Regions from separate parts of the Homo sapiens genome. Here all the other regions are linked to region 5. A link is an interaction called in ENCODE POLR2A ChIA-PET data of the cell type or tissue named here. Cell type or tissue: MCF 10A. All regions are shown on one strand. Region 1 overlaps SCNN1B (sodium channel epithelial 1 subunit beta). Region 2 has its middle 43 kb from the start of SCNN1B. Region 3 overlaps SCNN1B (sodium channel epithelial 1 subunit beta). Region 4 overlaps SCNN1G (sodium channel epithelial 1 subunit gamma). Region 5 overlaps COG7 (component of oligomeric golgi complex 7).

Region 1 (4,000 bases), 96 kb after region 5:
GACCAGTCTGGGCAATACAGTGAAACCATGTTGGTGAAACAAAAAAATACAAAAATTAGCCATGTTTGGTGGCACACACCTATAGTCCCAGCTACTCAGGAGGCTGAGGTGAGAGGATCCCTTGAGCCCAAACCGATGAGGCTGCAGTGAGCCATGATTGCACCATTGCACTCCAGCCTGGGGGACAGAGCGAGACCCTGTCTCTAATAATAATAATAATGATAATAATAAACAAGCTAGGCATGGTGGCTCATGCCTGTAATCCCAGCACTTTGGGAGGCCGAGGTTGGAAGATCGCTTGAGCCCAGGAGTTCAAGACCAGCCTGGGCAAGACAGCGTGACCGTCTCTCTACAAAAAAAATCTTAAAAAATGAACTGGGTATGGTGGTGCGTGCCTGTAGTCCCAACAACTCAGGAGGCTGAGGTCGGAGGATCACTTGAGTCCAGGAGTTCAAGGCTGCAGTGAGCCATGATCATGCCACTGCCCTCCAGCCTGGGTGACAGAGCGAGACCCTGTCTCAAAAAACAAACAAACAAAAACTCACTTCAAAAATAAACGCTCAAGGTATAGCATGGGTGGCGAAACCACCACCCACGATTCAGAGGCATTTAACCAAATTGTTGCAGGACAGGACTTCCATGTTTGAAACTGACCTGACCCACTTCCGAATTTTAGGAACTCAGATGTTGCATCTGTGCTGACTGCCTGTTTCCAGTACCTCCTGGGTTCTTGAGTCCAGCTCATGCTTGTTAAGAAGCTCTGAGAAGCTGTCTCTGAAAACAGAGGCCTCTTGTAGCAAAGACAGACCAAAGATTGGAGTGAAAGATTGCTGGCTGTCTTTCTATTCTCAGGGACTAAGTACTTAATGCACAAGGGCTGACTTTGAGATGTACAAGGATGGACTTCGTGCCCATCATGATCTGGGCTGTCCCTGGGAACCAATTATACTATCATTTACTTAATATCTTTCTTTAAGTTGACTCACTCTTGTTTTTTACTTAAATATCTACTTTAGTTTTGTCCTAAGCAAGAATGTCCACAAAATCACAGGTTGGATGCTACTAATTATATATGTTTTCTAATACCCCTCAACATAAATAATTACTAATGAGATGAAAAGCAATTGTCTGTGCACTATCTAAAAGCCATCTGCACATGCCACTCTGCGTGGGGTGACAGATTCAGCAAAGATCCTTTCTTGTCTTGTAAACTCACCAGATTAGATAAAACACCTTCCCACTTGTGACTTAAAGACAACTGGCCCTACTGACCCCTCGGCCCCAGCTGCCATGCTTGGCGGCTTCCTTACAAGACTTGTTCTGTGGGTTTCTCCACTGCTGGCTCTAGGATGATATAGGCCTCCATCCCAGCAGCCTGACACATGTCTTGCCAACTGATCCGGAAGACCCCAAACTCTAAGACAGAAGATGTGGTCATAGCTGTGAGGAAAACCTTCCTGTTTATTCTTTTCTTTGTGAATGTCCTTTTCAAGGAAAAACAAGTGTACATCTGGCCTTTGGAGGACCCATCTTGTCATGAGGCCAGAAGGGCTCCTGGTTTGTCATTTTCTTGTTCACCTGCTAGCCAAGCACCACATTTTGGTTTGAGAGGTGACCACATTTTGCGATGGCTAAATCCTCTCTGCCCAGCTTCTCTGTATGGATACAGACACTCATGGCAAGAAACCTTAAACATGCAAGAGCAGAAGGGTTCCACAAACTACGATACAGGCACACAATGAGGTATTGGGGAGCCATTAAGAAAAATGGTTAGTTATTATTATTATTATTATCATTTTTGAGATGGAGTCTTGCTCTGCCTCCCAGGCTGGAGTGCAATGGCGCAATCTTGGCTCACTGCAACCTCCACCTCCTGGGTTCAAGTGATTCTCTCTGCTTCAGCCTCCTGAGTAGCTGGGATTACAGGCGTGCACCACCATGCCTGGCTAATTTTTGTATTCTTAGTAGAGATGGAGGTTTCACCATGTTGGCCAGGCTGATCTTGAACTCCTGGCCTCAGGTGATCTGCCTGTCTTGGCCTCCCAAAGTGCTGGGATTACAGGCGTGAGCCACCATTCCCAGCCAATTATTTTTGTTTTTTTAAAAAAACTATGTTAGGCCAGGCATGGTGGCTCCTGTCTGTAATCCCAGCACTTTGAGAGGTCAAGGTGGGAGGATCACTTGAGGCCAGGAGTTTGAGACCATCCAGGGCAATATAGCGAGATCCCACCTCTACAAAAAATAAAAACGTTAGCTGAGCATAGTGATGCATGCCTGTAGTCCCAGCTTCTTGGAAGGCTGAGGCGGGAAGATTGCTTGAGTCTGGGAGTTTGAGGCTGTGGTGAGCTATGATTGCACCACTGCACTCCAGCCTGGGCAATAGCAATAAAAGAACATAATAATCACTGGAGACTTGAGAGAGTAGGAGAGGGGTTAGGAATGAGGAATTACCTAATGGGTACGCTGTACACTGTTACACTGAAAACCCAGACGTCACCACTAGGCAGTATATCCATGTAGCAAAACTGCATTTGTTCCCCATAAATTTGTAAAAATAAAAAATAATGACTGAGTGTGGTGGCTCACACCTGTAATCCTAGCACTTTGGGAGGCTGAGGCAGGTGGATCACTTGAGGCCAGGAGTTTGAAACCAGGCTGGCCAACATGATGAAACCCTGTCTCTACTAAAAATACAAAAAAAATTAGCTGGGCATGGTGGCGCACACCTATAATCCCAGCTACTCGGGAGGCTAAGGCAGGAGAATTGCTTGACCCTGGGAGGCAGAGTTTGCAGTGAGCCGAAATCACACCACAGCACTCCAGCCTGGGTGACAGAGTGAGACTCTGTCTCAAAACAAACAAAGAAACAAAACAAAAAACAAAAAAACCATGTGGGTTTATATGCATCTATGTGCATAGGAAAAATAACACAGATGGCATTAACCAGAACGTTTATAATGATTATCTCTGGGTAGCAGGATCTTGAGTTATTTTTAAGAAATTGTTTTAGTTTATCTGTGCTTTGTAACTTTCCTACAATGAACATATATTGCTTGCATCATAAAAGTAATAAATGAGAAGATAATTTTTAATAGCAAAATGGAAAAAAGCTTATAATAGAATGCTGCTTGAAAAAAACCAGGATTCTAAGTATATGAAAAAATCTATTGTTAGGCAAAGATAGTTGTAGGGAAGCAGGAAATACAGACTTAAAAAAAAAAGTTAAGCTTCCAAGAATTTTTTTGTTTTGTTTATTTTAGAGACAAGGTCTTGCTCTGTTGCCCAGGCTGGAGTGCAGTGGTGCAATCATAGCTCACTGCAGCCTCAAACTCCCTGGCTCAAGAGATATTCCCACCTCAGTCTCCCGAGTAGCTAAGTAGCTGAGACTACAGCTGTGTGGCTTTTATTTATATTTATTTATTTATTTATTTATTTATTTATTTATTAGAGACAGGGTCTCACTATGTTGCCCAGGCTGGTCTCAAACTCATGGTCTAAAGAAATCCTTCCGCCTCGACCTCTCAAAGTGTTGAGATTACAGATGTGAGCCTCCATGTCCAGCCTCCTTCCTTGAATTTAGGTACAACCCTGGTGTAAGGATCTGGGGAGATGCTGGATGGGTTGGAATTAAGTTTCTACTATTTGGCAGAACAGGGGTTTGTATAAGAAGTTAAGATCGGATGCGCATTTCAACTTGCATTCTGATATTTGTACCTGTTTTCCAAAATTGTATTACTTTTATAGTTTAAAAAAAAATTCAAAAAAGAGGCTGGGCACGGTGGCTCATACCTGTAATCCCAGCACTTTGGGAGGCTGAAGTGAGCAGATCACTTGAGGTCAAAGGTTTGAGACCAGCCTGGCCAACATGGTGAAATCCCGTCTCTACTGAAAATGCAAAAATTAGCTGGGCATGGTGGTGCAGGAAGGTAATCCCAAAAACTCGGGAGGCTGAGGCAGGAGAGTCACTTGAACCTGGGAGGCGGAGGTTGCAATGAGCTGA
Region 2 (4,000 bases), 160 kb after region 5:
GAATTTTAACACATGTATGTATTTGTGTAACTACCACCACAACTATCACCCCAGAAATCTCCCTCAGGCCACCCCTACATAGCCACATCCTCCCTCTGTAACCCTGGTAACTAATCTGTTGTCTATTAATATAGTTTTTTTCCAGAATGTCACATAAATGGAATAATATAATTGGTAACCTTTCCAGATTGGCTTCAATTACTCAGTGTAATGTCTTTGAGATTCCTCTAAGTTGTTGGGTGTATCAATAATTTGCTACCTTGCCAGGGCGTGGTGGCTCAAAGCTGTAATTCCAGCACTTTGGGAGGCTGAGGCAGGAGGATCGCTTGAGCCCAGGAGTTTGAAACCAGCCTGGGCAGCATAGTCAGACCCTGTCTCTACAAAAAATACAAAATTAGTTGGGCATGGTGGGGTGCATCTGTAGCCTCAGCTACTCATGAGGCTGAGATGGGAGGATCACTTGAGCCTGGTAAGTCGAGGCTGCAGTGAGCCGTGATCATGCTGCTATACTCCAGCCTGGGCAACAGAGTGAGACCCTGTCTCAAAAAAAAATAGTTTGCTTCCTTTTATTGCTAAGTGGCATCTCACTGAATAACTGTACCACATACAGCTGCTATATGACACTGTTTTAGCGACTGTGACTTTATAGTGGATTTCTCTATTGGGTATGGTAAGTTTCCTGCCCACCAACATTGCTCCTGTTAGTTTCCCAAAAGTGTCTTGGCCACCCCAGTGTACTGATTCCTGGGTATTTTGTGGACTTGGTTGCTATTGTGAGTGATTCCTTTATCCACCCAGTTTTCCAAGCTAGAAAACTCAAAGATATCTCAGGAACAATAGTAACAAAAAACTGTGCAAGACCCTTCTGAAGAAAACTATAAACCTATACAGAAAGGCCTGAATAAAGACTTCAATGCTTAGGACATGTTCCTGAATGTGGCAATTCAGTATTGGAAAGATGTTTATTCTCTCCAAATTAATTGAGATGCTTTGTAAGTTTGATTGATTTTAATCTCTCTCTTTCCCCTTCCTTCTCTCCATTCCTTCCTCCCTTCCTTCCTTCCTTCCTTCGTTCTCTCCCTCCCTCCCTTGCTGCCTCCCTCTCTCTCTCTCTTTCATTTCCTTTCTTTCTTTTCCTTCCTTCCTTCCTTCCTTCCTTCCTTCCTTCCTTCCTTCCTTCCTTCCTTCCTTCCTTCCTTCCTTCCCTCCCTCCCTCCCTCCCTCCCTCCCTCTCTCTCTCTCTGTCTGTCTCTCTTTCTTTCTTTCTCTTTCTTTCTTGACAGAGTCTTGCTCTGTCACCCAGGGTGGAGTGCAGTGGTGCTATCACGGCTCACTGCAGCCTCCACCTCCTGGGCTCAAGCAATCCTCCAGCCTCAGCCTTTCGAGAAGCTGGGACCACAGGTGCAAGCCACCACACCCAGCTACTTTTTGTATTTTTTGTAGATATGGAGTTTCACCATGTTGCCCAGGCTGGTCTCGAACTCCTGGGCTCAAGCAATTCTCCCACTTCAGCCTCTCAAAGTGCTGGGATTACAGGCATAAGTCACTGCGCCTGGCAGGTCTTTCCTCTATCAAGTCTGCCCTTTTCCCTCTTTCCCTTCTCCAACTTCTGTTTCTAATTTTACATATTTTCCCCTTCTACTTTCTTTTGATTTCTTTTGTTTTACTTTTCCTAATTTCTTGAGTTGAATGCATAGTCCACTTACTTTAGAATTTTTTTTTTATTAACAAAAGTATTTAAGGCTAGGCATTTTCCTCTGAATACCACCTTGGCAGCATTCTCCAAAACAGTTGATGTGCACTTGAATGGCATTACTTGAGGTCAGGAGTTCGAGAACAGCCTGGCCAACATTATGAAGCCCTGTCTCTACCAAAAACATACAAAAAAGTGGGCGCCTGTAATCCTAGATACTCTGGAGGCTGAGGCAGGAGAATTGCTTGAGCCCAGGAGGCAGAGGTTGCAATGAATTGAGATCCCGCCACTGAACTACAGCATGGGCGACAGAACAAGACTCCGTCTCAAACAACACAGAACAAAAATCCCCATATATTCTGTATGAATGGGGACTCATTCATTTAATGTGACAAAAACCTGACTCAATCCAGCTTAAGCCAGAAAAAGGAAACTTATTGGAATTAATTGATATTTATCATCATAGGGAATATTGGTATCCCTGTGTCCACTGGATCCGGCACTATGCTGACGTCCACAGAAGCTGTTCCTCATGTCTCCACCTGCTGGCTCTGTTCTCTGAGCTGCCCTTCCCTCCAGCCAGTGTGCAGTTCTGCAAACCTCTTTCCCAACCTCTCCAAGGAAAGCCCCAGCCCTGACTCTCCTTTGTCTGGCAATCATCAGGCCTAGAGAAACAGGGCTGGGTATAGTGGCTCACCCATGTAATCCCAGCACTTTGGGAAGCTGAGGTGGGGGGATGGCTTGAGGCCAGGAGTTTGAGACCAGCCTGGGCAACATAGTGAGACCCCATCTCTATAATGAGAGAGAGAGAGAGAGAGAGAGAGAGAGAGAGAAACAGGATGATCTGGTTAGGGTTGTGGATGCTGGGCTGACAGAACACCTGGTGTCCAGTACCTGGTTTATGTGGCCACCCTCTCTTCCTAAATACCTCTATAATCATGGCCAGGTAGGCCCATCTCAAAATTTTACTGTCTCCTTAACGGGGTATAAAATGTTTCGTCACTTCTTCCCAGCCTCTCTTTACAGCCTTGGCTTCCCGTTGTCTTCCTTTCTCCCACACCCTGTGTTCTAGCTACAGCAAACTACTCCTTATTTCCAAACAAATGTGTACTTTCTTTCTCTGCCTTCGTACATGCTGTTCCTTTGGCTAGGAATACCTTTTTCCCCCTTAGTCATCCTTTAAGATCCTAAGTCACGCCCGAGAATCACTTGGGCACAGTTGGGGCACTTCCTCTCTGAGTTCCTACCTGCTGCTGCTATTGCACCTTGCGTCCTGAACAAGACTAACTCATGTGCAATTGTCTCCCCTTCAAGACATCAGGACCGGGCCAGGCGTGGTGGCTCTTGCCTGTGATCCCAACACTTTGGGAGGCCAAGGCAGGAGGATTGCTTGAGCCCAGGAGTTCAAGGCTGAAGTGAGCTGTGATCACACCACTGCACTCCAGCCTGGGCGACAGAGTGAGATCCCGGCTGTGGGGGAAAAAAAAAAAAAAAAAAAAAGACATCAGGACTGGATCGCTGAAGGCAAAGACTGTGCCTGGACAATTTCCATGCAGCATCTATAATGTAATAGATATTCAGTAAAAGTCTGTTGAAAGAATGTGCAGATGCTCTCAGCTCTCCTGTACTCTGTATTATTTTACCATTTTTGTGCACTGTAGGTTTCTGTGTACTTTTCCTCCCAATGGCCAGTACCTTTGGCCTTCACTGGAGGGCTGCACATAGGCTGCTAGGACCTGCTTTTCCTGCATGTTCAAGAAAACCAGAAATACCTGAAAGTTTTCATGCCCCGGGGACAGCCCTTAACTCATGACTGACAGTGTGGGGATAGAAATCCTCCAGTTCCTTTGCCCTAATGACCCACAGTGTCCCAAAGCTCCCCTGGAGGGTCAAGCCTCAATTACCCTCTGTGTGACTTTACTTGATAACACACCTTTGTCTAACCTTCTTTCTCGCCCCATTCCCCTTCTCCACTTCTCTACCAATTTTCTCTGGGAACACTTATGAATCACTTTCACACAGCCTGGCTTTGTGGTGTCCACCTGCTGCCCGAGCTACTCAGGCTGAAGTGGGAAGATCTCTTGAGCCCAGGAGTTTGAGGCCAGCATGGACAACATAGCAAGACCCCATCTCTGAAAAAAAAAAAAAAAAACCACAAAACCAAAAACCAAACAACAACAACAACAACAAAATCACTTTCATATAAATTCTCTGTCTCAGATCCCCAGATCTGCTTTTGGGGAAACAAATCTAAAACAGAGTTAATGATTCAATGAACAGAAAGAAAAGAATAATAGCTGAGTGCGG
Region 3 (4,000 bases), 61 kb after region 5:
CCACCAGTTTATTTATATTTATTTATTTATTTATTTTGAGATGGAGTTTCACTCTTGTTGCCCAGGCTGGAGTGTAGTGGCATGATCTCAGCTCACTACAGCCTCTGCCTCCCCGTTCAAGTGATTCTCCTGCCTCAGCCTCCTGAGTAGCTGGGATTACAGGTATGCGCCACCACGCCTGGCTAATTTTTGTATTATTAGTAGAGACAGGGTTTCACCATGTTAGTCAGGCTGGTCTTGAACTCCTGACCTCAGGTGATCCACCTGCCTTGGCCTCCCAAAGTGCTAGGATTACAGGGTGAGTCACTGCACCTGGCCCTTCAACCAGTTGATTATCTTCTTTATCAGATACATCAGAATCTGAAATCAGCTTCCTTTTTTTTTTTGGTAGAGACAGGGTGTCACTCTGTTGCCCAGGCTGGAGTGCAATGGCGTGATCATAGCTTACTGCAGCCTCAAACTCCTGGCCTTAAGATATTCTCCTGCCTCAGCCTCCTGAGTAGCTGGGACTACAGGCATGTGCCACCACACCCAGCTAATTTGTAAAATTTTTTGTGGAGATGGGGTCTTGCTATGTTGCCCAGGCTGGTCTTGAACTCCTGGCCTCAAGTGATCTTCTGGCCTCAGCCTCCCTAAATGCTGGGATTATAGGCATCCACCACTGTGCCTGGCCTGAAATTATCTTCTTGATTTAATTGCTCACTTAGCTGTCTCCTGCTTAGAACATAAGCCCGGGGAGGGAGCATGACCTTGTCTGTCTGGAAGGAGAAGAGCTCAGAGGTCAAGAGCACAGGCCACAGAGCCAGCCTGCTTGATTTCAATTCTGGCTGTGTCCCTTAGCAGCTGGTGAGCTTTGGGATGGTTACATCACGTCTTCGTGCCTCACTTTCCCCATTTGTAACACCAGATAATACTACCTACATGACTGCGGCAAGGGGTGGATGCCTAGCATACTGTAATACTCAAAAAATCTTGGCTGCTACTGTTCACAGCTCCATGCCCAGGGTCTGGTACAGAGCACACAGACACTCAGTAAATATTTGATGAATAAATTACAATAGGCGATAAGAGCATCGACAGAGATAAGTATGGAGAAGTGACACCCAAGTCCCAGTGGAGAGTGGGGAGCGAGTCAGGGAAGGTTTCCTGGAGGAGGGGAGGCCTGAGCTGAGACTTTATGAACAAGTAAGCGATGGCTAAGTCTACAGGGTAGGGAGGAGAAAGGGCTCACCAGGCAGGGACACAACACAGGCAAAGCCCCAGAGGGAAGAAATAGCTCTGGGCGGGCACCATGGAGTCTATAAACTGTGGGATCAGGGCTGTGGCCACAGGAAAAGAACAGAGCAGAGCAAACCAGCTCAATCCAGGCCCTGCTCTTGAAGGAGAGACCTCGCCCCAGGGCATGGGGACACAGTGTTCCCAAGGAACTGTCTTGGTCAGATGCAGCCCAGGAGCAGGAGGCTGCATGGGGTGTGGCCAGGTCCCCTCCTGCCCGCGCCATGCTCTTGGTCTCCACGTGCGTGCCAACTATTTGCTTGTTGATAATACTCTTCACCCAGAGAGGCTGCTCCCAGGACTGGCTGCCTCTGATTCCAGAGCCAGGTGTTTCCCTACAGAAATCTCTGCTGGGCTGGGAGCCAGGCATGCAGACAGAGACCAGTGAGCCTCCAGAAAAGACTGGGAAATAGAGCATCCTAGCAGGAAGCAGTATAACCACTGTTGTGTGGTCAGAGGTCAGGAAAGACTTTCCAGGGCAGAAACTAGTTGGATAATCCCTGAAACAACAACAACCATAGTAATAATAATGCTTATATATGCCCAGATCTTGGTTTCTTTATTTTTAAATTTTATTTAACTTTATTTTTTTTTTTTTTGAGATTGCTCAGGCTGGAGTGCAGTGGCATGATCTTGGCTCTATACAACCTCTGCCTCCCAGGTTCAAGTGACTCTCCTGCCTCAGCCTCCCTAGTAGCTGGGATTACAGGTGCATGCCAACACACCCGGCTAATTTTTGTATTTTTAGTAGAGATGGGGTTTTGCCATGTTGGCCAGACCGGTGTCAAACTCCTGGGCTTAGGCAATCCTTCCACCTCGGCCTCCCAAAGTGCTGGGATTACATACATAAGCCACCATGCTTGGCCCAGATCTTGGTTTCTAAATACCATTCTTCAATTTAAAAAACCAGAGCTTGGGCAAGTCTTGTTGGCTCTCTCCTGTAATCCCAGCACTTTAGGGGGCTGAAGTGGGAAGATTGCTTGAGCCAGGAGTTTGAGACCAGCTTGGGCAACATAGGGAGACCCCATCTCTACAAAATAAAAAAATTAATCGGGCACGCGATTGTGTCACTGCACTCCAGTATGGACAACAGAGTGAGATCCCATCTCAAAAAAAACAAAAACAAAAACAAACAAACAAACAAAACAACCAAAAAACCAAACAGAGCTCTTTAGAGAAATGGCTGATTCTAGGGCGGGGGCATCCTGTAGTGCCAGAAAGTAGGCAAAAGTTAAAAAACCCACCCAGGTGAGGACATATCAAAGGCACACAGGTGCTAACTGACAGAGTGGCCAAAGCTAGAAGAATTTAAGCAAGAGAATAGATAACAAGGAATTGGATTACAACCTAAATCTACAGGAGTCCATACTGTGTCAATAAATGATGGAATAAATAAATAAATGGAGGAGATGAGACAAATCTTCCTTTACAGAAGAATTCCAAATAATATATATTCTTCTCTCTAGGAGGGGTGGAGCTCAATGCTCCTTTCCCACTGGCCACTCCCTTCCCCTTCCCCTGAGCGTAGTCTGAATTTAGTGACTCCTTTCCAAAGTACAGAGCAAAGGCCAGCACAGTGGCTCACATCTGTAATCCTAGTACTTTTGGAGGCTGAGGAGGGAGGATCACTTGAGTCCAGGAGTTGGAGGCTGTGGTTTTTCTGTAAATCTAAAACTATTCCTCGATAAAAAGTCTCTCTAGGCCAGGCGCAGTGGCTCATGCCTGTAATCCCAGCACTTTGGGAGGCTATGGCAGCAGATAACCTGAGGTCAGAAGTTTGAGACCAGCCTGGCAAACATGGTGAAACCCTGTCTCTACTAAAAATACAAAATTTACGCTGGGCACAGTGGCTCATGCCTGTAATCCCAGCACTTTGGAAGGCTGAGGCGGGTGGATCATGAGGTCAGGAGATCAAGACCATCCTGGCTAACACAGTGAAACCCTGTCTCTACTAAAAATACAAAAAATTAGCCGGTTGTGGTGGCGGCTGCCTGTAGTCCCAGCTACTCGGGAGGCTGAGGCAGGAGAATGGTATGAACCCGGGAGGCGGAGCTTGTGGTGAGCCGAGATAGTGCCACTGTACTCCAGCCTGGGCGACAGAGTGAGACTCTGTCTCAAAAAAACAAAACAAAACAAAACCAAAAACCAAAAACCAAAAACCAAAAATTAGCCAGGTGTGGTGGTGCATGCCTGTCATCCCAGCTACTCGGGGGGCTGAGACACGATAATCACTTGAACCCGGGAGGCAGAGGTTGCAGTGAGTGGAGATTATGCCATTGTATTCCAGCCTGGGGGCAAGAACAAAACTCCGTCTCAAAAAAAAAAAAAAAAAAAAAACCACCACCACCACCAACAACAAAGTCTCTCTCTCTATATTTTACTCTCACTCTGTCACCCAGGCTGGAATGCTGGAATGCAGTGGTGTGATCTTGGTTCACTGCAGCCTCAAACTCCGAGGCTCAAGTGATCCTTCCCCCTCAGCCTCCAGAGTAGCTGAGTCTACAGGTGTGTACCACCACGCCGGGCTAATTTTGTTATTTTAAAATTGTTTTTTGTAGAGATGGGGGGTCTCACTATGTTGCTCAGGTTGGTCTTAAACTCCTGGCCTCAAGCGATTCTCCCTCCTTGGCCTCCCAAAGTGCTGGGATTAAGTGAGCCACTGCACCTGGCCAAAAGCCTTTTTATTTATTTATTTATTTGTTTATTTATTTATTTATTTATTTAT
Region 4 (4,000 bases), 240 kb after region 5:
ACTTTGAGAGACCAAAGTGGCAGCACCACTTGAGCTCAGGAGTTTGAGACCAGCCTGAGTAACATAGCGAGACCCCATCTCTTAAAAAATAAAAAATTTTAGCTGGATGTGGTGGCATGTGCCTATAGTCCCAGCTACTCAGGAGGCTGCAGTAGGAGAATTGCTTGAGCCCAGGAGGTCGGGGCTGCAGGGAGCTATGATTGCACCACTGCACTCCAGCTTGGGTGACAGAGTGAGACCCTGCCTCCAAAAAAAAAAAAAAAAAAAGAAAAGGCCAGGTACTGTGGCTCACACCTGTAATCCAAGCACTTTGGGAGGCCAAGGCGGGTGGATCACCTGAGGTCAGGAGTTCAAGACCAGCCTGGCCAAGCATGGTGAAATCCTGTCTCTACTAAAAACACAAAAAAATTAGCCTGGCGCTGTGGTACACCCCTGTAGTCCCAGCTACTCGGGAGGATTGTTAGAACCTGGGAGGTGGAGGTTGCAGTGAGCCGAGATCGCACCACTGCATCCCAGCCTGGGCAACAAGAGCGAAACTCCATCTCAAAAAAGGAAAAAGAAAAGAAAAAAAACAAGTCACTGATGGTCTGAAAACTTGGTACATACAGATTTAGAACTGGGGAGGGGGCTGTTTACCAGCGTTAGCAACAAATTCAAATTTCTAGAAAGCACATTTGTAGGCTGGAATCGACCTCCAGGCTGCCAGTGTGTCACTTTCGGGAGGGGCTTTGGCCTCTGTGGGGGGCCTGGCTCCCTACTCGCGTTTCCCTGCTCATGCCTCTTACTTGTAGGGGTTGATGTTGCAGATGGTGACTGCAGGAAAATCCAGCTTCCGGAAGTGGACTTTGATGGAAACTGAGACAGTATAGAAGGAGAAGACGAGGAGGGCGCACTGCCAGAGGATGAGGGCCACGGCAGTCAGTGTGAACCCGATCCAGAGGAGGCGGCGCAGACGGCCGCGGGACACCACGATGCGGCGACAGCCATGGGTGTTGGTGTTGAGGCAGTACCACCGCATCAGCTCTTTAATGGTCGGCGCCTGAGGGCCCGTCACGGGCAGATTCTTCTTGATTTTGGCTTTGATCTTCTCTCCGGGTGCCATGGCGAGGATGGGACTTTGAGGACGGGACTCTGAGGACGGGCGTGCTGGAGGGGCAAAGAAGAGAAGCAGGTGAGCTGGCAGGCACTAGCCGGCTAGTGTGTCCCTGGAGACCACAGTCTGGGAAACACCAGTCCATGCGCCCTTAGAGACCTCCTTCCTCTGTTCCTCTGTGGCTTAGGCACTTTGCATTCTGAATCCTTGGCCCCTTTTCCACGGGACGTTTGTTTTTGGCCACCACAGCTGCCAGAGAAGCTGCCTACTTCTCTTACGGCCCCCAGGCCTAGCCGTGCGGGGGCTGGGTGAGGTGCAACCTGCGAAGCGCTGGCTGGACAGGCTGCAGGACCTTTCCCCGGGTTCCTGGGCAGGAACTCTGGAAGCAGCCCCATCAGCTCTCTTATCAGGCAGGGGTACCCGTGCCTTATCACCTCCAGTAGCCCGCCTTCCTCAAGGGCAGCATTCCTATCTCATTATGCCCCCTGGTTCCTAGCACAGTGTCTGGCACAGAGCAGTGCTCGGCAGATTGTAACTGACAGATGAAATCTGCCAAGAAAATTTCCCGGCAGCCACCTTAGATCATGTTCCTGGCTGCATTTTCCCCAGCCTTTTCTCTGAGGCTTTATTATAAGTGAAACGATTTCTCTTTTGTTTCTTCTCTTTACAGTCAAGCTCTTAATGTTTCTAGATCACCTGATGTAACAATAACCTGCAACTATTGGCCACTTAGTGTTTGCCAGGCATTGTGCCATATTTCCTTGATTCTAAGATACCATTAATTTAGAGAATGCCCTTGATTTAATAACAGCTTTGGGGGAGAGTACCAGTATTGGAAGGCAAATTATCACATTCATCAATGTGCACGATGCATCTCAACTATACAAACTTTACAATGAGAAATAATTTTAGAAATGAACTAATATACTACATAAAAACTCATTTCATGTTTATAATATATAGTCTCATTAGTCTCATAAGTAAATTTGTCTCTCTCTATAAATATACACATAGCCTACATATATTTCCTTTTGTGTTTCAATAATTCCATGAAGTAGGCATGCTATTATTATATCCATGTTACAGAGGAGAAAAATGGGCTCAGAGAGGTTGAATATCTTGTGTAAGATGATGCAGCTGGTTAGTGGAGGAGCTGGATGGAACCCTGCAGCCTTCACCGCTATGGCATACGCCTTTGAGGGGCCTGGTAGTACGCTGGGTGCAGGGAGTTAATTAACAATACCAAGAACTAAAGGTAGGAGGAAAGAGAAGGAACACAGCTATTTAATTTCCAAACTCTGAACAGTGCACATGACCACTTCCCAAGACTTGTGAGCACTAGTATTGGGGGTGGGGGATATATGAAAACTGTGTCGTCCTATGCCTTCTACAGTGACAAAGGCAAATTAGGACATATCCTAGGGCATACAGGGTGGTCCCCAGGACCAGAGAGGACCCATGTCTGTGACTTCGATGTGCCCCATCAAGATTTTTAGGCAGTATTCGGAACCTGCAGAGTTATGTCTTTTTTTCCCACCCTGAACCCATGAAATATGGGCTAAAATTGGAAGCTGGGGCAAAGCTAGGAGGCTTCCAAGCTTATGATGCTAGTGGGTTTAAGGCCTCAGATGGAAAGGAAATGGAGTGCTGGGCATGGAGGTGAGATGTCCAGAGCAGACAAACTGCTCTAAACCCTCCATAGATTGATATGATTTTGCTGGGATGAAGAACACCATCAAAATGATGCTAGTAGCCTCTGGGCAAGAGGAATATAATTTATTTTTTTATCACTTAAAATATTGCCTATCCTTACCTCCTCCCTCACTACAATCCAAAAAAATAAAAAATGAAATAAAGAAGAAGGAAAGAAAGAAAAAAATTAGCGAGAGTTTGTTTTTAAAATCTAGGTCCAGGTTCAATTGCTTGTCAAATAAAACTGCAGCCCTCCTCTGTGAATGTTCAACAGAAGCTGTGATTCTGGAAGCTCCTATCCCCAGCTCTCAGGGGTACCTCTGCCCCATCAGCCCCTTCCCCAGAACCGACCTTGACCCCAATGGATCAGTCGACAATGTCAGAGGAGCCCCCAAGTGAAGGAAGGGAACTGATCTTGCTCTTTGCAAAACAGATAAAATATTCATATAAATAATATTTCAACTTCAAAGCAAAACAAGACTGTAGCTACCATTAGATTATGCAGCCTGAGCCAATGTGATACCCTTGGTGGAAGAATTACTAGCTGATACCCAGCACTTACTCTTCTAAGTACTTTGCAGCTGTCACCTCATTTAATTTTCACGATAATCGTCTGAGGTAGGTATCACAACCACCTCCATTGTACAAATGAAACAGACGCTGACAGGTTAAGTAGCTTGCCCAAGGTCACACTAGAAAGTGGCTGAGCTGGGATTTGCACCTAGGAGTCCCTTTAACGACTAACTAGGCTGCTCTTCAATCATTAATAATAATAACAGCAGCAGGGAAAGCAGCAATAATGGCAGCTATCACTTATTGATCCCTTTCTGTACTCCCAGGCATCCCACTCAGTCCTTTTCACACACTACCTGATTTAATCCTCACTACAGTTATATGAGGTGCTATTACTTGGCCCATTTCACAGAGAAGGAAACTGAGGCACAGAGGTTAGGTAATTTGCCCAAGACCACACAGGTAGAAAGGATTTGAAGGATTCTTTAGAATTCCAGGGCCCTGGCTCATCGCAGCGGCTCCGTGCACCCCCTCCTCACCTACCACCGACTTTGCCTGTCCCCCATCCCACAGTGCAGGACCCCAAAGCTTGGAGAGGGATGAGAGATTTGCCCCAAGTCTAGCGTTGGGTTCGCTGGACCGGAGAGTTCCCGATCAGTGCCCGTCCCGAAGGGCGAGTCCTGTGCAGAAATCACTTGAACT
Region 5 (4,000 bases):
CTCCCGGGTTCAAGTGATTCTCCTGCCTCTGCTTCCCGAATAGGTGGGATTACAGGCATGCGCCATCACACCCGGCTAATTTTTGTATTTTTAGTAGAGACAGGGTCTTGCCGTGTTGGCCAAGCTGGTCTTGAACTCCTGGCTTCAAGTGATCCACCTTCCTTGGCCTCCCAAGGTGCTGGGATTATAGGCATAAGCCACCGTGCCTGGCATCTCAAAAAAGTTTTTTAAAAAAGGTGGGCTCCTATTTGGCTCCATGTGCTAAGGCAGGTACACCTCTCTCTCACTGCAGGTTTTCCAGAAGCCCCACGAGGTGGTAATGGTGCTGCTGATTCAGACCCTGGGGGCCCTCATGCCCTCGCTGCCCTCCTGCCTCAGCAACGGCGTGGAGAGGGCAGGGCCCGAGCAGGAGCTCACCAGGCTGCTGGAGTTCTACGACGCCACCGCCCACTTCGCCAAGGGCTTGGAGATGGCACTGCTCCCCCACCTACGTAAACATTCCTTCCTGCCAGTTCTCTAGCTTGTCTTTACTCGCTCTTTCTGAAGCTTCTGGGGCCTGGATTTGTTTGCCTTTTCAGATGACTGATTTTACAGAAATGGAAGGGATCGGTGTTTTCCTTCTCAGCAGATGTGGAGGGCTTTTCCATGAAAAAACATTGCCATCAAGGAAATAGTTGTTTAATATCTTTGCCTGGCTCCAGTGCTGCCTGGGTGCCTTACATGCTCTGGGGAAGTGATGGACACCTCTGTGGGGCTTGGGATATAAAAGAGGCATCACAGTGAGGCAGGTAGATGTTATGGCAAAGAGTTGGCGGCAGATTACACCAGGAGGCAAGTGTGCTTATCCTTTGAAGTCATCACGAAGCCTCAGACATTTCAACCTCAAAAGTCAGTTTTAGAGAACAAACAGGCTACAAGGGCTTTTTTTTTTTTTTTTTTTTTGAGATGGAGTTTCGCTCTTGTTGCCCAGGCTGGAGTGCAATGGTACGATCTTGGCTCACCACAACCTCCACCTCCTAGGTTCAAGCAATTCTCCTGCCTCAGCCTCCCAAGTAGCTGGAATTACAGGCATGCAGCACCACGCCTGGCTAATTTTGTATTTTTAGTAGAGATTGGGTTTCTCCATGTTGAGGCTGGTCTCGAACTCCTGACCTCAGGTGATCTGCCCGCCTCGGCCTCCCAAAGTGCTGGGATTACAGGCATGAGCCACTGTGCCCAGCCTACAGGGGCTTTTTGAAGGAGCAACAGCAAGTGTCCCAGGGCAGGGGAGCTGTGTTAGGACTACAGGTGGTTGTAGAGAAAATGGGCTTTCCCCGGTGGCCGACTGAGAGCAGAGCACCCCTTACTCCCATTTGGGTAAACAGTGCCTGGTGTGTGATGCTCTCCAAGCTCTTTCCCGTCTATGTTAAAAGCTTTATAAATTTTTAAAGAACACAGACCCCGTGACGCATGTTGCTGTCAAATCAGGAAATTGCTTCAGGAAGGCCTTGTTCTGCTGTTCGGCGGCTGTGTGTCACTGACTTGGTTTATTTAATAGTTCTTCTCTTTAATTACATCTGTGTATAATTGCCTTGTACGTTCCAGGGAGTGTGTTTATTGTTCGGATTCCTGATGACTCATCGGTGTTTTTGGCATGCTCACAGGTCAGGCCTTAGTTATGGGAAAGGCCCAGTGGATGGGGAAGCTTCCAAGGGACCGTGATGCCTTTGTGGAAGTGGCTAAGGAGAGTTGAGAGAGCTGGGCTAAGGCGAGTTGCTGCAGCACAGTGGGACGAAGGTGGAGCAAGGAATGGCTGCATCCTTCCCCTGGGGATGGATGTAGTGGGGAAGAGAACCACCCTTGAGACAGATCTGGAAGTGCTTTGCTAGTCAGCCATGGGACGAGTCTCACTCTCGCCCAGGCTGGAGTGCAGCGGTGTGATCTTGGCTCACTGTAACCTCCACCTCCTGGGTTCAAACAATTCTCCTGCCTCAGCCTCCTGAATAGTTGGGACTACAGGTGTGTGCCACCACACCAGGCTAATTTTTGTATTTTTTAGTAGAGATGGGGTTTCGCCATGTTGGCCAGGCTGGTCTCGAACTCATGACCTCAGGTGATCGACCCGCCTCAGCCTCCTGAAGTGCTGGGATTACAGCAGGTGTGAGCCACCATGCCTGGCTGGGACTTTAGATTTCATTTTTTTTTTTTTTTTTTTTGAGACAGAGACTTGCTTTGTTGCCCAGGCTGGAGTGCAGTGGCGTGATCTTGGCTCACTGCAACCTCTGCCTCCCAGGTTCAAGCAATTCTCCTGCCTCAGCCTTCTGAGTAGTTGGGATTACAGGCACACACTACCACACCTGGCTAATTTTTTTGTATTTTTAGTAGAGACGAGGTTTCACCATGTTGGCCAGGCTGGTCTCAAACTCCTTGCCTCAAGCAATCCACCCATCTTGGCCTCCCAAAGTACTGAGATTACAGGTGTAAGCCACCACACCTGACCTAGATTACTAATGATTCTCCCTGAGGTTTTCCAAAAGAGTTTTAGTTTTTCTTTTAACTTAAAAATTTTTTGGAAACACACACAAAAATAAAAAGAGAGCAAGAACAATCCATAAACTCATCAGTCAGAGCCACCAACAACATTATTTGCTTCCAGTAATACAAATATAAATATACATTGTTCACAAATATTAATATACTTAATATCTACCATATAAATATTATGTAATAAATACATAACATATTAAATATATTAAATACTTTTATATATTTACATGTAATAATATATGTTATATAATATATACAAAATATCTTAAAATATTGGTTGTAGACAGTCTTATATTTTCATTTTTTGAAATGCTCAAAATAATATAATGGGCATTTTCTTATGTCATTAAATGTTTTCCTAAGACATAGTTTTGTTGTCTTTATTTTTTTTTTGTTTTTTTGAGACAGGGTCTTGCTCTGTCGCCCAGGTTAGAGTGCAGTGACACTATCACAGCTTACTGTAGCCTTGAACCTTCTGGGCTCAAGTGATTCTCTGAACTCAGTCTCCTGAGTAGTTGAGACCACGGGCACATGCCACCAAGGCTGACTCATTTTTAAAAATTTTTTGTAGAGACAGGGTCTTCCTATTTTGCTCAGGCTGATCTCAAACTCCTAGGCTCAAGTGATTCTCCTGCCTTGGCCTCTCAAAGTGCTGGGATTACAGGTGTGAGCTACCACACCTGGCCAATTTACTACCATTTTTAATCACTATGATATATAAAACTATAATGAACTGTTTTATACATTAGTTTTTGAGCCTAGCTCCGATTATTCCTTAGGATAAGTTTAAATTTGCAGTTGCTCAGAAATGAAAACTTTGAAGATACTTGTCACATTTTGTTCTTTTTTTTTTTTTTTTTTTTGAGATGGAGTCTCACTCTGTTGCCCAGGCGGGAGTGCAGTGGCACAATTTCGGCTCACTGAAGCCTCCACCTCCTGGGTTCATGCCATTCTCCTTCCTCAGCCTCCTGACACATTTTGTTCTTTAGACCTGTTTTTGTATCTATCAGTAGTGAACGAAGGTGCCTGTGTTGCCATCCCCTCACCAGCACTAGATTCTTTTTTTCTCCTGTCATTGCCAGGTTCTTAGACAATTACTGATATGCCATTTTAGTTTTTCACTTTGGTTATTAGCAAGTTTGAAAGTTACATGATAAAAAGTATCTTTTCTCTTTTGAATTGCTTATTCTTTAGCCTGTTATTCTGTTTGGGAGTTTAACCTATTTCTGGTTAATTTATAAGAGCAATTTATTTAAAATAATATATTATTAAATATATTATAAAAAGCAACAAAATATGTATTATAAGAATTAATGATATAGAAATCTGTGACACAAAATAACTCTCCTATAATCCCACTTTAACCACTGTTACAAATTTGGTGCATATTCCTGAAAGATCCTTATATAGTGAGGAATTTTTACCATTGCTTATCAAATATGTTGTAAATATATTGCCTAACTTTTAATTTTAC

The links. Peaks named below come from ENCODE experiments on the same cell type or tissue, not always from the same donor. Only the 100,000 strongest peaks of a DNase experiment are listed, where the experiment ranks them.
Region 1: POLR2A ChIA-PET joins it to region 5 with 11 read pairs; 3 of 35 experiments call an interaction of 5 or more read pairs at or near these places.
Region 2: POLR2A ChIA-PET joins it to region 5 with 38 read pairs; 2 of 35 experiments call an interaction of 5 or more read pairs at or near these places.
Region 3: POLR2A ChIA-PET joins it to region 5 with 10 read pairs; 7 of 35 experiments call an interaction of 5 or more read pairs at or near these places.
Region 4: POLR2A ChIA-PET joins it to region 5 with 38 read pairs; 8 of 35 experiments call an interaction of 5 or more read pairs at or near these places.

What each region holds. Positions count from the first base shown.
Region 1 is chr16:23,325,334-23,329,333 of GRCh38, reverse strand. All of the region lies in intron 1 of SCNN1B (sodium channel epithelial 1 subunit beta), which reads right to left. Among named protein-coding and RNA genes, the nearest start is that of SCNN1B, 25 kb to the right of the region's middle. In MCF 10A, no CTCF peak of the experiment used is centred here; no DNase peak of the experiment used is centred here.
Region 2 is chr16:23,257,327-23,261,326 of GRCh38, reverse strand. No RefSeq gene overlaps it. Among named protein-coding and RNA genes, the nearest start is that of SCNN1B, 43 kb to the left of the region's middle. In MCF 10A, no CTCF peak of the experiment used is centred here; DNase peaks (open chromatin) are centred at 2,296 and 2,846.
Region 3 is chr16:23,360,204-23,364,203 of GRCh38, reverse strand. The region is part of intron 4 of SCNN1B (sodium channel epithelial 1 subunit beta); the gene reads right to left. Among named protein-coding and RNA genes, the nearest start is that of SCNN1B, 60 kb to the right of the region's middle. In MCF 10A, no CTCF peak of the experiment used is centred here; a DNase peak (open chromatin) is centred at 1,563.
Region 4 is chr16:23,183,374-23,187,373 of GRCh38, reverse strand. SCNN1G (sodium channel epithelial 1 subunit gamma) reads right to left here. Exons shown (of 13, transcript NM_001039.4): 2 at 786-1,146. The coding sequence starts at 1,102. Among named protein-coding and RNA genes, the nearest start is that of SCNN1G, 2.6 kb to the right of the region's middle. RefSeq lists enhancers at 621-1,120, 1,121-1,622. In MCF 10A, no CTCF peak of the experiment used is centred here; no DNase peak of the experiment used is centred here.
Region 5 is chr16:23,421,240-23,425,239 of GRCh38, reverse strand. COG7 (component of oligomeric golgi complex 7) reads left to right here. Exons shown (of 17, transcript NM_153603.4): 7 at 293-491. Among named protein-coding and RNA genes, the nearest start is that of COG7, 30 kb to the left of the region's middle. RefSeq lists an enhancer at 427-972. In MCF 10A, no CTCF peak of the experiment used is centred here; DNase peaks (open chromatin) are centred at 469 and 1,549.